2 separate regions of the Homo sapiens genome follow, and region 2 is linked to region 1. A link is an interaction called in ENCODE POLR2A ChIA-PET data of the cell type or tissue named here. Cell type or tissue: MCF 10A. All regions are shown on one strand. Links, peaks and the distances in the headings refer to the core of each region. The heading gives the core; the rest is flanking DNA.

What was found. Peaks named below come from ENCODE experiments on the same cell type or tissue, not always from the same donor. Only the 100,000 strongest peaks of a DNase experiment are listed, where the experiment ranks them.
Region 2: POLR2A ChIA-PET joins it to region 1 with 6 read pairs; 1 of 35 experiments calls an interaction of 5 or more read pairs at or near these places.

The regions. Positions count from the first base shown.
Region 1 is chr1:178,459,534-178,467,225 of GRCh38, forward strand. RASAL2 (RAS protein activator like 2) reads left to right here. Exons shown (of 18, transcript NM_170692.4): 15 at 4,745-4,879; 16 at 6,387-6,589. Among named protein-coding and RNA genes, the nearest start is that of CLEC20A, 34 kb to the right of the region's middle. In MCF 10A, for the core only: no CTCF peak of the experiment used is centred there; a DNase peak (open chromatin) is centred at 5,648.
Region 2 is chr1:178,533,471-178,541,820 of GRCh38, forward strand. It overlaps LOC124904460 (a long non-coding RNA gene), which reads right to left. Exons shown (of 2, transcript XR_007066748.1): 2 at 7,093-8,350. Among named protein-coding and RNA genes, the nearest start is that of C1orf220, 5.2 kb to the right of the region's middle. RefSeq lists an enhancer at 2,919-4,118. In MCF 10A, for the core only: no CTCF peak of the experiment used is centred there; a DNase peak (open chromatin) is centred at 3,691.

The DNA of each region.
Region 1 (7,692 bases), core at 2,693-7,692:
TAAAATCCTAGTTTGTATCTGTTATATATTTGCATTTTTACAGTTTAGGCACTTACCTATATGGCTGCCTCTGCCTCCAGTCTGCTATGATCAGAGCCCCTTGCACCTACTTTGATTTTTTAATTGGATTATTTATAGAATCCTTGGATACAGAAATAGAAGAAGGGATGAAAAGCATGACTAACTTAAGCTGTTTCTGGAAGCAGACTTCCTGGGCTAAACCTCCTAGTTGGTCATTTTTTACTGAGTAATAAAGTTTTTCTACAGTCTTAAATTTTTCATTTTTATTTTGTTATATTTCCCAAAATTTTACCAAATCATTTGATTTAGTAAGCATTTTTATTTGAAGAAAAGGAAAAATAGATATCTTTTATATGTATCATATGTATTTTTTATATATAAATGTGTATGTGTATATAAGCATAAAATGTATGTGTTAGAAGGCTATCAGTCATTCCTACCTTATTGTGAAGTAGTTTCCTCACATCACTTTTGTGCTAGATTCTAGTTGCGATCAACTACTTTCAGAGAATTAAGATGTTTATTGGGAGGAGAAAGGAAAAAATACATAATTTTAGAAATCAGAATACTGTGTAGAAGCAAATATCTACTCAGGGACTTAGGGCAGCACAAGGGCACTGAAGATAAAATAGGATTAGCGAAGAGCATGAGATCTGGCAGAGAGGGACAGGACAGGGAAAGTGTCCTCCACCTGCTTTTCAAAAGTGTACTTAGGCCCAGCCCTGTACAGAAAAGGAAAATAAAGATTCTTTTTTTTTTCTTTTGCTTACCCTTTCCTTCTGTATCATGGAGGGCCTATGACTCAGGCTGGTTGTTTATTAATATTATAAATTAAATAGCCTTTTTTGTGCTCATCTGGAACCAGTTGTCATTTATAACATTTTTTCTTTAGGAAAATACAATACCTATCGCATAAGCACATAATACATGTTTCTGTGGGTTATGATTAGAGGGCTGCCTGGATGGATGGGAGGTAGGAAATGCATACAGTCTCCAAACAACCAATATAAAAATTAGTTTTTGTGTCACAGCCATTAATGAGTCACCAAATATATTTTTTGGCATGAAGTGGGGTACAGGCACAGTGAGATGTCCAGGTACAGCTTTGAATATTAATCTTTGTTTATACTTTTGCTGGTACTGCCACTGTCCTATCAGTTGAAGCATAAATCACCGTATTTTGATTGCTCAAGTTTCTTTTTTTTTTCCTACACTGGCTTTTGGTTCATTGTTTTGAACTTACATTGTTAGTTTTTTATTTTTATTTTTATTTTTTTGAAACAGAGTCTTGCTCTGTCGCCTAGGCTGGAGTGCAGTGGCACGATCTCGGCTCACTGTAACTTCCGCCTCCCAGGTTCAAGCAGTTCTCCTGTCTCAGCCTCCTGAGTAGCTGGGATTACAGATGCCCACCACCACGCCTGGCTAATTTTTGTATTTTTAGTAGAGGTGGGGTTTCATCATGTTGGCCAGGTTGGTCTTGAACTCCTGACCTCAAGTGATCCACCTGCCTCGGCCTCCCAAAGTGCTTTGATTACAGGAGTGAGCCACCGTGCCTGGCCTAGTTTTTTATTTCTTATCTGTTTCTTGCTTGCTTTGTTCATCTCACTCCCATGAAGCCTCTGAAGTTCTATATAATCAGCACATTTTTAAGGCAAATTCCTTTACATATTTTAATTGCAAATTGTGTTGGGGAATTCTCTCCCAGAAACTAGAGGATTTCTTTGTGGGGATTGTTCTGTAGGCGGCTGTAATTATCAGTAGCTTTGTCCCATGCAAATTCCATTTATATCTTAGCACAAAGTAGTGGCCATTGTCTGCAGAGTAACTGGCTTCAGTCTTCTACGTCTAATGAGTAGGAAGGAAATAAAATCCTGGTGAAAAAATTCACAGATAAATTTTTTTTCAAGAAACTCTCTTAATTTTTTAACCCATTTCAGCCTCTGTTTGTATTGCTTTTTTCTTATTTTCCTCTCTATTTTGTTTTTCATGTATCATCTACTTCGTACAAACAGTAGACTTTATATATATGAGTTGTTCAGATTTATCATGTACTCTAATCTTAGAAATTTGAATTTGAAGAGACCTTTTAAAATAGATAATTGACAAGCCTGTTAATATGATGCTGCAGTTTTCACATTTAGATTTGTTGAACTGTCTCTTAACCAACCTCTTCAAGAACTCCCAAAGTTTGTGGATTAATTTATTCGGCCCTTTCTTTGGTGTTGATAGCAGAAGGGTTATTCATTTATGGGAATCCGACTATTTCACACTATGAAGCTGAAACCAATTGGTCTTGTTTATGTCTAGTAAATACTAGCAAGGAACGAGGAACTGGCCTCAGCATAGCCAGGCTATGATTAATTGTAGTATCAGTGAAACTGCTGCATCAGGCTCTTTTGCCCTAAAGCGTTACTGTTTTTCCAGGGAAACCCTATACAGCTTTATCTCAAAGGGAAGATATTCCTAATGGGAATTCCTGCTCCTTTTTCTTTTTGTCTTTTTCATTATCTTTGATGATCATGTTGAAAGTCAGTGGATATAAATTCTCTTTCTAAGGCCATTCCTAAGCAAGATGGAATCTGAACCACTTACTAACCTCCTCCCTCAATTTTTTGGACTATAAACTAGAGATATTTTTTGCTATTTATCCAGCTTATAAGGAGATGGAACAATCATTGAAAAGAAGCCTTTGGTGCCCTTCCAAAGGATTAGGGGAAAAACATAGAATATTCTCTAAGTAATAAATTATATTTTAGTAATGAATTCTAAAGATAATCCAGAATAATAAATGAATAATATTTTATTGAGCATCTGTTGTGTATTTAACTAGTCAGTATCATTTAAAAGAACTGTATGATATGATGCCCATTAGATTGACTAATTGGAAAATAAGAGCAACGCTTATAAGACCAAGAATATATAAAAGATAGTATATAGTTTTTTCATTTGAAGAACATACTACAACAAAAAAATTCATGAAACAAAAATCACCTCTGTTTCCTTTCAATCTAGCACAATAACTATTTTTTATTTATTCTATATTTCTAGCCTTTTTACAATTTTGTGAAGGCTTTATCATTAATAGAAGGAATAGTTAGGATTGATCTATTTTGTCACTTTTATTTTTATTATTTTGACCACCTACTGTATGCCAAGCAAAGTGCTAGGATATATTAGGAAGTGGCTGAAAATAAGATTTGACCAACAAAATAGTAGAAATTTCTAGAAGTTCATTCACAATTGCTTAGTGTGTACGGGTCTATTTATATAAACTATGCACATCCATCCTCAGGCATGAAGCTATTTTTATTGATATATAACTATAATCTGTAAATCGACTAAACCAGATCTTTCTTCACACCTTTAAGAAATGTCCCTATGTTACTTTTGCATGTGTAAGTTTTAAAGTCTCTCCCAACCCATCTCTGATAGCCTTTTAGTCTCTGCAATCAGTTTTTTAATCTGGTCTTCCTCACTCTCCAGTTCATCAAAATACCCCTTCTTTTAAAATATTTATTTAGAGTTTAACTGAGTTCTATTTCAGAATGGTATAAAGATCCTTAAGATGTAATGGCTGTGATAGGGGAGAAAATGCCCTTCAATTATGAAATTATGGAATTCTGGTCCTTAAAATACAAATCCCTCTATTTAATTATAAAAGGCTAACTCACATGCCAAGTTTTGTACTCTCTCTTTAGCTTACTCTCTCTCTCTGAGGCAGGACAGAGGGGAAAAAAATTGTGTGTTTCCATCATTGTTTGTGGAGAAAGCACTAATGTTCAATAGCCTAATATAAATTGTAATATCTAATGCTAGTTTTTGAAACATAAATATTGTAATGACTGACACCTAACCTCTCTGTAGCACTCTGAAGTTTCCAAAGAATTTTCAAATATATTGTCTTATCCTCACAGCTCCCTATGAGATGATCAAGATAGGTGGTGGTGACAGTGTTGGTATGTCTATTCAGTAGATTAGGAAAATAGACTACCCAGTATCCATCATTTTGATCCTGTATTCAAGAAATTTTCCAGTATAAGGACCCTTGAGTGATCTTAATCCATCATGAAGTCAGTGTTCTGTAAAGATAACCAGCATCACTTGTCCTTCTTTTTCTCTAAATCAATAATATGAAAACTAAATAGACTGGTGCAAAAGTAATTGCAGGTTTTGCCATTTAACCCACAATTACTTTTGCACCAACCTAGTATTTGCCATTCTGATATATAAATGGGCACTTTGTGAGTTTGTTTAGCACTAATCAGTTTTTTGGTTTCTGATTGTGTCTGGGCTAAACAGATATTTTGACCATCAGGTTATGCTTTCTTTCTCTTATTTAATCATCAAATAGACTTTTATGGCATAAAAGACTTTTATGGCAGAGGTCATTTATTAATTTCAGCAGGCAATTTGTTACCTACCAGTATTTGGACCACTGGGCAAATTAACAATTTTAAGGCTTTGACTTTCTTTAGAGGGAGAATAAGGATGCCTCTTGGATATGATATATGCAACTTTCTATTCAGAATAGTTTGCACTTATACAAATGTATATTCTCTTTCCCCACCCCTAGCCTTGGCATTAGTAAAATAATACTTAAAGCTAAGAGCATTTATTAGAAAACTGAGAGATCACAGTTAATGTCTTCCAAGAATAGCTGTTTGTGAAACATAGCACACGGGTGAGCTGTTAGGGGAAATGCTAATAACTGTTTCTGATGCAGGTTCAGTCACCTGTGGACTCTGCCACAATGTCCCCAGTAGAGAGGACAGCAGCCTGGGTTCTGAACAATGGGCAGTATGAAGAGGATGTGGAAGAAACTGAGCAAAATCTAGATGAAGCCAAGCATGCTGAGAAGGTAGAACCTAGTCTGCTTCATCAACTTTCTGATCCCAAAATGACAGGCCACTAAAAAGGTTATCTAGCTAAGAACATAAACTCATCCCACCCCCATCTTCACCTCTACCCCTTATGTTAATCATCCTATACATATCTATGTAAAATAGGTCAGTGGTGTGTGTGTGTGTGTGTGTGTGTGTGTGTGTGAATATACATGGAAAATGTTCATCTTGCTAGGGGGTGGCAGTTAGCTACTATTTTTTTTAATGTAGATGCCTTAATCTAGAGGACACTCTACTATTCATTTCTAGTCATTTTAGGTAAATATTTCATGTTTCTGTGTTTCCATAAACTTGTTGGTCTTCACCCAAGGACAAAATTACCCTAGGGCAAGACTTTTTGTTTATCTTGGTAACAATTAGGTTTTGGTTTTAGTTGTTTTTTTTTTTTTTTTTTTTTTTTTGCCTTTTCTGGATAAAGAATGTATAGCTCTATAAATGACTGTTAAAAGGATATTATCTATTGTTTAGATTTTGTTTTTTTGTTTTTTAAGGAAAAGTTGACAAGGGGTAAAAGGGTTATCAAACAAGAACCTTGTCATCATATATAGCATTATATTATTTAATTGACAACCAGACAATTAGCTTCTTTTTATCAGCATGATATTCCAGTGTACTCAAACCCCAGCCACAGCAACTACAGTACAGGAAAGGGCCATGTAACTAATTGAGTCACTGAATTTATGTAAAGCTCCTTAGAACACAAACATGTATGTTCCAGCAAGCAGTACAAAATTGGGCAGGTGAGTCATATTACAAAAATGGGCAAAGAAGCAATATTAATTGGCCCTAGAGAACATGTAGGCCTTTGTTTAGTGCTTGTGACTGGAATACTTTACACTTTTATAGTTGGGGAAAAAGCAGCAATAACCTCTGCCATGAAAGTCTTATTGATTCATGGGCTTAACATTATAGAAATGTTGCTTGTTCTCTGTAGGGCTGATTCTAGTAGAACAAAGGAATGGCAGTCTGATGAGCTAAGACACATCAGAGATCCTACAGTGCAGATGATGACACAGAATCTTTTTCTCTTATAGACAACTGACTTTTGGCTTATTTTAAGTGATTTGTCAGACTTTTAAGTACTTCATCTGGTTTTTTTTTCCCCCTTTCATTTGATACCATCACAGATTGGATGTGGCTTATAGCAATGGTAGCCTAGTGTAGAGAGAGATACATATATATGTAGAATTTGGAATGCCAAGTTAAGATTTAAAATGTAATTTTAGTAAGGAAGGCAATGCTCCATTAACATTTATGCCAGTTGATAATTATAAAGAATATTAAGAACAGTATAGGGAATGACAGCACAGCCAGCATCTAGCTACACTGCTTAGGGTTTCTTTTGTTAAAAAAAAGAAAAAAGAAAAAGAAAAAAAGAAAGAAAGAGAAAGAAAGAAAAGTAAATCACTGATTTCTAAAAGCAATGTGACTCTAGTTTTTGTCTCCTTGCCTCCTCTGCCCTAGTATGAACAAGAAATTACTAAACTGAAGGAGCGCCTGAGAGTTTCCAGCCGGCGACTGGAGGAATATGAACGCCGCTTGCTGGTGCAGGAGCAGCAGATGCAGAAGCTGCTGCTGGAATACAAGGCCCGACTGGAGGACAGCGAGGAGCGGCTCCGAAGACAGCAGGAAGAAAAAGATAGCCAGATGAAAAGCATCATCAGCAGGTTAGACATCACCTGGCAGCAGATGTGGGCTAGTTAGCAAGACAAAGAATTGAGATGATCCACAGAACCCTGAAGGAATGGCAGCAAAAGCCATTTTTATCCTTGTGGTACTGAGTACAAATGTGATAATTGACTGTATCTCTTAAAATATCCTAAATATGAGACCTTGGGCACTTCCTATGAAGATAATCTGTTTTTCTTTAACCATAACAATTAGAAAAAATTAAAACTTGGTGGTTTACTTGAGAAATCTTAGAGGAGAACTCGGTTTTAAAAATGTAAATATCCAATGCCCAAGACTAAATTAATCTTTCAAAATAAGTCCAGAAACATGGAAAGGAATTTTATGGAATATCTTTAGGGCCAGAGGACCTCTTTTGAGAGTGCTGCAGATGCCAAGGGAGAAAAAGGGAGGGTCAGTTTTACCAAACACTTGTATAGCACTCGACATGGGACACACACCTTTCTAAGCACTTTACACATAATAGTTTGTTTAATCTTTATCACAGCCTCCACCTACGCATTATTATTCTCATTTTACAAATAAACAGGCAACAAATTCATTAAGTCACTTGCCCAAGGTCACATAGTGATGCACCAGGATTTGAATCCCGGACTCCAGATTCCATGCTCATAACCTCTATGCCTCAATATTTGTAAAATGCTATGGACAGGTCAAGTAAACAGAACTGTTTGTTGTTTTAATAGTGTGGAGGTAATTGACAGTCTTACTGAGAGGTGTTTGGGTAGACTGGCAGAATTAAACATCAATGAGTTAAGATGTGAATGGCGGACAGAAAACAAGCTAAACATACTAGGTATAGAGTACTCATTGAGGAAACTTAGCTGTGCAAGGGAAGAGAAAGTGGGCCAGGTTTAGGGTAACTTGAGATTAAGAGAGGGTTGTTTGTTTTTTGTTGGTTGATTTGATATTTTAAGATGAAATAAGTTGTGCTCAGGAAGGAATCTGAGAGAGAAGAGGGAGGAAATGATTATGGGGTTACTATTCCAAGGGAGATGAAAATGTGTGGGATCCAGGCACAAGGAGAAAAATCAACCTTAGATGTCTTATTCCAAGGTAGTAGAGAAGAAAGAAAAGATGG
Region 2 (8,350 bases), core at 1,681-6,680, 73 kb after region 1:
TAGGAGCTCAATCTCTTAAAAGAAAGCACCCTGATATGGGACAGACCAGCCCTCCCAGGGACTTTGCACATCTTTTTTTTTTTTTTGAGTGAAACAGGGTCTTGCTCTGTTGTCCTGGCTAGAATGAAGTGACACAATCATGGCTCACTGCTGCCTCAACCTCCTGGGTTCAAGTGATCCTCCTGCCTCAGCCTCCTGAGTATCTAGGGCTACAAGCACATGCCCAGCTAATTTTAAAATATTTTTTATTGTAGAGGCGGAGATCTCACCACGTTGCCTTGGCCGGTCTCCAACCCCTTGTGAGCTCAAGTGATCCTCCCACCTCGGCCTCCCAAAGTGCTGTGATTATAGGTGTGAGCCCTTACACCCAGCCTGTTTGCATCTTTTAATGAGTACCCAAATTAACCTCTAATTGGTAAGTTCCCAGGCAGTGGGCTGGAGGGGAGTGACAATTTCAGACTGTGCTGAGGATGGAATTTGGAAGCAAATTAGAGTTAGGGGCTGGGATGGAAAGATCATTGGCAAGTTAGGGGGTTTGCAGATCAGGGGTAAATATCTCTAGCAGTTTTGAGTGACTTCAGTGTCATTCTGCATGTGTGCTTGGGTGAGGCCAGAGACAGAAGGTCAGTTCAGGGAAAAGGCTGGAAGCCAGAGAACTGCTGAGCTGGGAGAAAGGCCTCAAGGTAATGGGGCTGCAGCAGGCCTGACTCTCCAGGGGCCACCACCTGAGAGCCCTCCCCATGCAGCATGGTTCTCCAGCTGGTTCTCTAGCATTTTGCCCTGCAGAACAGATGCCCTTGCTGCCAAATTGCCCACACAGCAGTTCCCTGTGGTCAGGAGAGACTTGCTCAGAAAGTCCTGCCTCAGCGGCTGTGAGCTGGGCTCTGGGAGCCTGGGTCTTTCCTAAAGAGCCTGCTGTAGGAGGTGAGCAGAGCCTAACAGGCCCGGGGACACAGTTGTGCCAGGGCCATGCAAGGACAGATTCCCTTCCCACCGCAAGCCAGGTTTTGCCATGGCACTGCATGCTAAAGTCCTCCATTAGGATGAAACTTAGTCATCGCGCACATGGATCTCCTCCTCTGCCTCCCAGGGGATCCCAATTAAGAAGCCCCCCTGCTTGCTGTTCCTTTGAAAAGTTCTGCTGGCTGTGCAGGAAGCGGGGCAGGGGAGGAGGAGACCTGCCTGCTCACCAGGCCTTGGTGGGACCACAAGAGAATCTGGGTCCCTGTCCTGCAGAATGTAAAGCTGGGGTTGCCCTGCCTCGGCCATTGTGCCTTTGCTAACGCTGAGTTCTCCAGTGGAAGCATTCCTCGGATCACCTCTCAAGTCCTGGCCATCAAAATTAATCCAGAGTGACAGAAGTCAAAATAGGGTTACCTTTAGAGTGCAAGGATGACAGGGAGGATTCTAGAGTGCTGATGCCCTATTCCTGATCTCGTGGTGGGGATATGGGTGTGTACTATGTGTAAAAATTCATCAAACTGAATATGTCAAATGGTGATGCTGCTTTGGAAAACAGTTTGGCAGTTCCTCAAAAATGGAACATGGAGGCCGGGCGTGGTGGCTCACGCCTGTAATCCTAGAACTTTGGGAGGCCGAGGTGGGTGGATCACCTGAGGTTAGGAGTTCGAGACCAGCCTGGCCAACAGGGTGAAACCCCGTCTCTACTAAAAATACAAAAATTAGCCAGGCATGGTGGTGAGCACCTGTAATTCTAGTTACTTGGGAGGCTGAGGCAGGAGAATCACTGGAAACCGGGAGGTGGAGGCTGCAGTGAGCCGAGATCAAGCCACTGCACTCCAGCCTGGGCAACAATGCCAGACTCCATCTCAAAAAAAAAAAAAAAAAAAAAAAAGGAGGGGTAATCTATAGACTAAAACAGACTAAAAAGTTATATCAGCCAGTTTCAACATCTGCATCTCATTTGTACCCTGATTCAAATTCTTTTTTTTTTTTTAGACAGAGTTTCACTCTTGTTGCCCAGGCTGGAGTGCAATGGCGCCATCTCAGCTTACTGCAACCTCTGCCTTCCGCATTCAAGTGATTCTCCTGCCTCAGCCTCCCAAGTAACTGGGATTAGAGGCACTTACCACCACGCTCGGCTAATTTTTGTATTTTTAGTAGAGATGGGGTTTCACCCTGTTGGCCAGGCTGGTCTCGAACTCCTGGCCTCAGGTGATCCACCTGCCTTGGCCTCACAAAGTGCTGGGATTACAGGCATGAGCCACTGTGCCTGGCTCAAATTCTTTTTAATAATTCACACAGGACAGTTTTAAGACAATTGGGAAATTTAAATTCTAGGAATTATTGCTAGTTTTGCTGTGCAGTAGAATGGTGGTTATGATACCCAAGAAGTTCTTTTCGAGTGATCTGCTAAAACATTCACAGATAAAATAGTATGATATCTGGTATTTGACTGAAAATAATAGAAGATGGAGTGAACTGATGGGTGTGGGGATGGGGCTGGGTTAAGCCATTGCTGGGGCAGGAGAGTGGGTAGGTTTGTAGTAGTTCATGATACTATCCTGTCTACTTTTGTGTATGTTCGAGTCTCCAAAGTTAATAAAGCTAAAACAAAGATATATATAGATCAAAAAATATATATGATGTATAACAAAGTATTTCTCCAGAGAAACAAATATAAACAAAATGGAACAGATTGAGAATCCATAATTATGTAAGAACAAGATCTTTCTCATCTCAGCCAGTTTTTCCATAACTAGGTTTTTTGGCAATGTGTGTTTCACAAGCTGGGACTCTCAACTCCTAATCCAGAAAATTAAGCAGAAACTTACAGATTACTAAAACCCAAGGAGAAAGAGTTGGATGCAGAAAAATTTATGGAAGATTCTGGGTCAGAAATGAGCAAGTGTTCACACCAGAAGGTCCTCTACTGAAGGCATGAGCCAGGCTGCAGACGTGCTGGTGACTGAATTGGATATGAAAATAGCATATCTGTCTGGCATCCTCCTTCCTCACAGAATTGGATGGCAGATCCCTGGTTCTCAGGACCATTGAACATTAAAACCACCTGGGGGCTGGGCACAGTGGCGCACACCTGTGATCCCAGCACCTTGGGAGGCCGAGGCGGGTGGATCGCTTCAACTCAGGAGTTTGAGACCAGCCTGGGCAAGATGGGGAAACTCCATCTCTACAAAACAAACAAACAAACAAACAAACAAACAAACATCCCACCTGAGGAGCTCTGAAAACATACAGATGCCCAGGCCCATCCTGGACCAATTAGATTGAGATCTCTGCAGGAGGGAGGCCTGGGGTTTCAGTGGTTTCAAATGCTCCTCGGGTGATTCTAACCTGCAGCCAGAGTTGAGACTTGTGGTGTTAGGACAGGCAAGATTGGGATTTAAGCTGGTGTGCCCATATTTAAAAACAGCTGGGTGAACGAGCTGGGAAATGGTGGCAGCCATGGCTGCCAACTCAATGACAAATTGAGTTGATAGGTGAGACACTGGGTGTCACCTTTAATCTGTTTGCTGTGAGTCACCTGAGGTCATTTGGAGCCACTGTGTCCAACCTGAGTCACTTCTCTCTGGGACTCTGGGGTGTGGCTAAGATCCTAGTAGGCCGAAGGTTGGCTGCTTTGGACTGAGCTGTGGGCTTCTATGCTGCAGGCTTTGGCAAGCGCATATCAAGTACAAGCGTAAACAGCTGGTCAGCAGAAGACACAGTCTGGATAAAGCTGGGGAGGGAAGAGTTGTGGAGTGCACGAAGATTGGCCTCCTGCTTCATGCTGGGCTGTGAGTCAACCCAAAGTAACACTCAGCAGCTGAACAGGCAGTGCCAAGCCCAGATTCCATCTCCACAGCAATGAGATTCCTCCCCCAGCATCCGTGTCTAGCGCTGAATAGTGTGACTTTCATCCCTGCCACAGCAGAAAGTCAAACTGGCTAATTGGCAGGGAACAGAGAGATTTAAAGCAAACGCGTCAGGAGCCACTGATCCCCGACGACTGTGGGGAGGGGAGACACGTAGTTTCTAAGCAATCGCGACACGTTATGGGAAACTGTGATTCAAGTTTCCCAAATTCTATTCTCAGGTATTAGCTGTGGCACAGAGCAAGGCCCCCTTCCCTGCAACTTCCTTGCCACTCAGGTCGGTGGGAGGGACAGCTCGAAGCTAGGATGAGTGTTGCTTAACCTTTTGCCTGTCCAACAGGAGCCAATCACTTCCAGGACATCTTGATCCAGAGGGAAGGCACCTGCCCCCAACACGGGGTTTGTGGCTGAGCTGGCCTTGCGTCATGCCCGCCTGCTCCAGGTGTGACTTGCACTTTGACCTTCTCTTTGCCTGAGCCCCACCAGTTTACCTGTTCTGACCACTGACCAGCTCAGCACTGCTCACAGTGCCCCAGCATTGGGGTCCCTCTTGCTTGGCCTCTTTCAGAAACTTCCCTTCTCAGGCGGCCTTTTCAGGTGTGGCCTGGGACCTCTGCCTCTCTGCCTCTGGCCCCAGAGGTCCCGGCCTCACTTATCTGCTGCCAGAAAATGAGAAGGCAAGGCTCTGTAACCAATCAATCGGCCAGCCGGCCAAGGAAATATTGAAGACTCATAAAGAGCTTTGAGAGAGACGTATTTGGGAAGCGCTATCTGTAGGAGGCGGAGTGCTCTGGGTGTGAGGGGGAGATGCAGGGGCTATGGACTCAGGACTGATTCTTGAAGGAGGTGGGGCTAGGATGAGGTGAGAAGGATGAGCATATTAATTTGGTGGTGAGAAGAGGTGGGACAGGGTGGCTGAGTGTGTGGGGACCAGAGAAGAGGCAGGAGTGAGTGCGTGCTGAGAACACTCGTGGGTGGGGTGATACCCCCAAATACTTAACCATGGGCCCTGACCCACCAGAATCTGTGCCAGGTAGGACCCTTAGCTGCTAGGTTGTGGGGACACCTGGCCAGTCCTGGGAAAGGACCAGGAGAATGATGGGCAGGTGGCCACTGGGTCGGAGGTGGGGGCAGCTCAGGGCAGCAGCTGTTTACCAACCAGTATGGAAGTGGTTCAATATTTTATTAACTATAAAGGACCCTAAAGAGTGTGCAGTAACAGAATCCTCACCATGCCCGTGGGATGGGGCAGCGACATGGCCGCAACACCCCACCATGAGATGTGAGCTCAGCACTCAGACACTCTGAGGGGATGAGCTGTGTACTTGTCTGCAGGAGGACACAGTCATGAGTCAGAAGCTGCTGTTTTCCTTCCTTGGAAAGGAAGGTACGTTCCAGCATAGTGCAGGGGGCCCCTCAGGCCACCCCAGGCTTAGGGGAAGCTGAGCTGCCTCTATCCTTGCCCAGCCATTCCCAGCTTCCCCCTCTGCAGCCCTGGCCCCACCTGGGCGTGGCTCCCACAGCGGTGTGGGATAGAGAGGCTCTCAGGCTCCCCTGTGAGTCTGACTCCAATTCCTGTTGGTCTTGTAAAGTCAGAAGAAATCCCAGTGATGACAAGAGTATAAAACAAGACTTGTCAAACTTCATTTTGAGCCAGGAAAATCACAGGATTGTCATCGGGACAGGGGTTGTTGTTGTGACCTCTGTAGTTGGTCTGGCTGCTGCATAGTCGCTCTCGCTGAAAGCCACAAGACTTTGCTGGAAGGAAAGCCTTCCTCCCTCGATATGGAGGGCTCCGAGCTTCACAGGCAACCGCAAGGATCTGGCATGTGTCACACAGCAATGCTTCGACAGGCCAGGAATCCCACCTTCAGGGACCCCCAACAGAAGAAGAATCCCAAGTGCTGACACTGTAGAGCAGACGTCAGCTGCAAGCTCAGCACAGCCACTGCAGTGAGAGGTCTTGGTGGAAGCGACAGAGCTGACCTGGCTGACTCGTGCAGGCAATGGACATGGGGAAATATGTGCAGAACTTATCAGTCGGAAGGCTGGAGAACCGCATGGGGAAAATGGGCAGGTATCAAGGCGGCTGGCAGCAGGAGATGCAGGCGAGGCCAAGCTGTGGCCAGGCTGTGGTGAGGATACCGTGGCCGGGACTGCTGCCACAGGACACAGGATGCTACTCTCACAGATGGTCTCCTGGCCTAGCTGCCATGGCCAAAAATAAGTTCTCTTCTGTTCCTGCACCCTAGCCTTCAAAGCCCCACTGGGCTGGGCAGGATAGGAAGGCTGTGACCTCTGCAGGGGTGGGGGACAAGAGGGACACCTGGTTCCTTCCATTCCTTCCATTTCCAGAGGGGCTGATGGATTCCTGCCAAGAGTCACCGGGGAATCCTCCCAAATAGAATGGATGCTGGAAGCTGGACCGCCAAAACAAACAGAACAATAGCAACAAATGCCCATTATATATTGGGGAAGCAATTGTGTCGATGGAAACAATAGAACGAGCTAGTTTTGTCTTTAAACCTAGGAAATAAGGCCAGGCATGGTGGCTCATGCCTGTAATCCCAGCACTATAGGGGGCTGAGGAGGGTGGATCACTTGAGGTCAGGAGTTCGAGACCAGGCTGGCCAACATGGTGAAACCCGGTCTCCACTAAAAATACAAAAATTAGCCAGGTGTGGTGGTGCACACCTGTAATCCCAGCTACTCAGAAGGCTGAGGCAGGAGAATCGCTTGAACCCGGGAGGCAGAGGTTGCAGTGAGTTGAGATCACGCCATTGCATTCCAGCCTGGGCGACAGAGAAAGAGTCCATCTCAAAACGAAAACAAAAACAAAAAACACCAAAAAAACAAATAAATCTAGGAAATAGATGAATAACATCACCTCCCAGGTGAATAAGAGAGCAAAAGACTCTGTGGGTTCATCCTCTCATTCCTCAGGGGAACCATTTCCAAATGAGACATGTACACAGGCAATACCTGCAGGGCGAGCTGCATTCTACATAGACATTCAAAACCGTCTCAATTCAAAACCGTCTCGATTCAGAGGAGTGCAGCTCCTATCTCATGCAGACAGAGAGGGTGGGGTGACTGCATCAGAGGTCTGGTCAGGACTTGAGAGATACAGTGAAATTTGATTGTGGCTGGTGGATGAAGTAAGGTTTGATAGAAATAGAATGGCCCATGCATGTCCTCTGGGGACCCACGGACACCCTGAAATTGTATGCAAAATGTTGCGTGTGTGTTCATGTACTTTTTCTGGAACAAGGTGACAGCCTTTATTGAATCCTCAAACAAAAACAAGCACTGCTCTAGAATAATATTTCCTAAACACACTCATCACCCGACACCCCAAGGCTTGACAGGATGCTCTAAAGTATCCATTTCTGTCCTCATCCGTTCACATGCAGCATTTAATCCCACTTCCCAGCCTTCTGCCCTCTTCTCCTGTCTCCTCTCCATGCTTAACACGCCAGCCCCAGATGCTCCTCCTTGCCACCCAGGGCCTGAGTCATACATCCATCTGCTGAGCTAAATATCTCTACTTGGATGTTTAAAAGGCACCTCAGCCTGAATTCATTCCAACTAGAACTCTTGATTCACACCCCCACGGAAAAACCCCATTCCTCCCCCGGGCTCATCTAGCTCAGTTCACGGCATTTCTCTTTCTGTAAAGCCGGGGAAGTGTGCAGTGGTGAAGTGCTGGGTCCAAATTCCAGCTTTTCCATTTGCTAATGGTGGGACTTTATGCAAACTGATTCAACTCTCTGGGCCTCGATTGCCTCTTCTGTAAAATGTGGGAAGAACTAATTCCTAATTCATAGGAGTGTTATGAAATCTAGACAGGTTAAACTATGTGAAGGGTTTAGAGGAGCGCCTGGCTAACCGTATTAGCCACTGTCATTCTTTTTCTTCCAGTTGCTCAGGACAAATCCTAAGAATGATGCTTATTTCTCTCTTTCCCTCATGCACCACACCCAAGCTCATCAGCAATTCCTGTCCATTCCACCTTCAGATACAGATCACAAATCTGACCTCCTCTCCCCATCTCTGTTGCTACCCTACTCGCCTGGGCCGCATGGTCACTTGTGGTGGTCTCCTAACTGCTCCCCTTGTGTCTACCATGGCCATCATCCCCACACCAGCTCTCCAGGTGGCAGCCAGAGTGATCTTACAAAACCGTAGGTCAGGTCATTGCCCCCTGTCAGACTCAAGCCCATCACAGCCCTTGCTATGCTGACAGGCCCATCCCACCCCAGCCCGCTCCCCCCACCACCTGCCCCCCTCCGCCACCTCACCTGTGCCTTCTGCACGCCTCTCCCACCACTCCCCCTCCCTCCCTTTACTCTGGCCACTCTGAATGTCACTGGTCCTCCTTGAGCCCTCCTGAGCCCTCTGCCCAGAGTAATGCCAGAGTGGAGGCCACAGCTGAAGGCAGAGGCTGTTGGCCTGGGGTGGAGAGGGGAGATTCCTCTGGGTGGAAGGTGACATTGGGCAGCCTTGGATGAAGT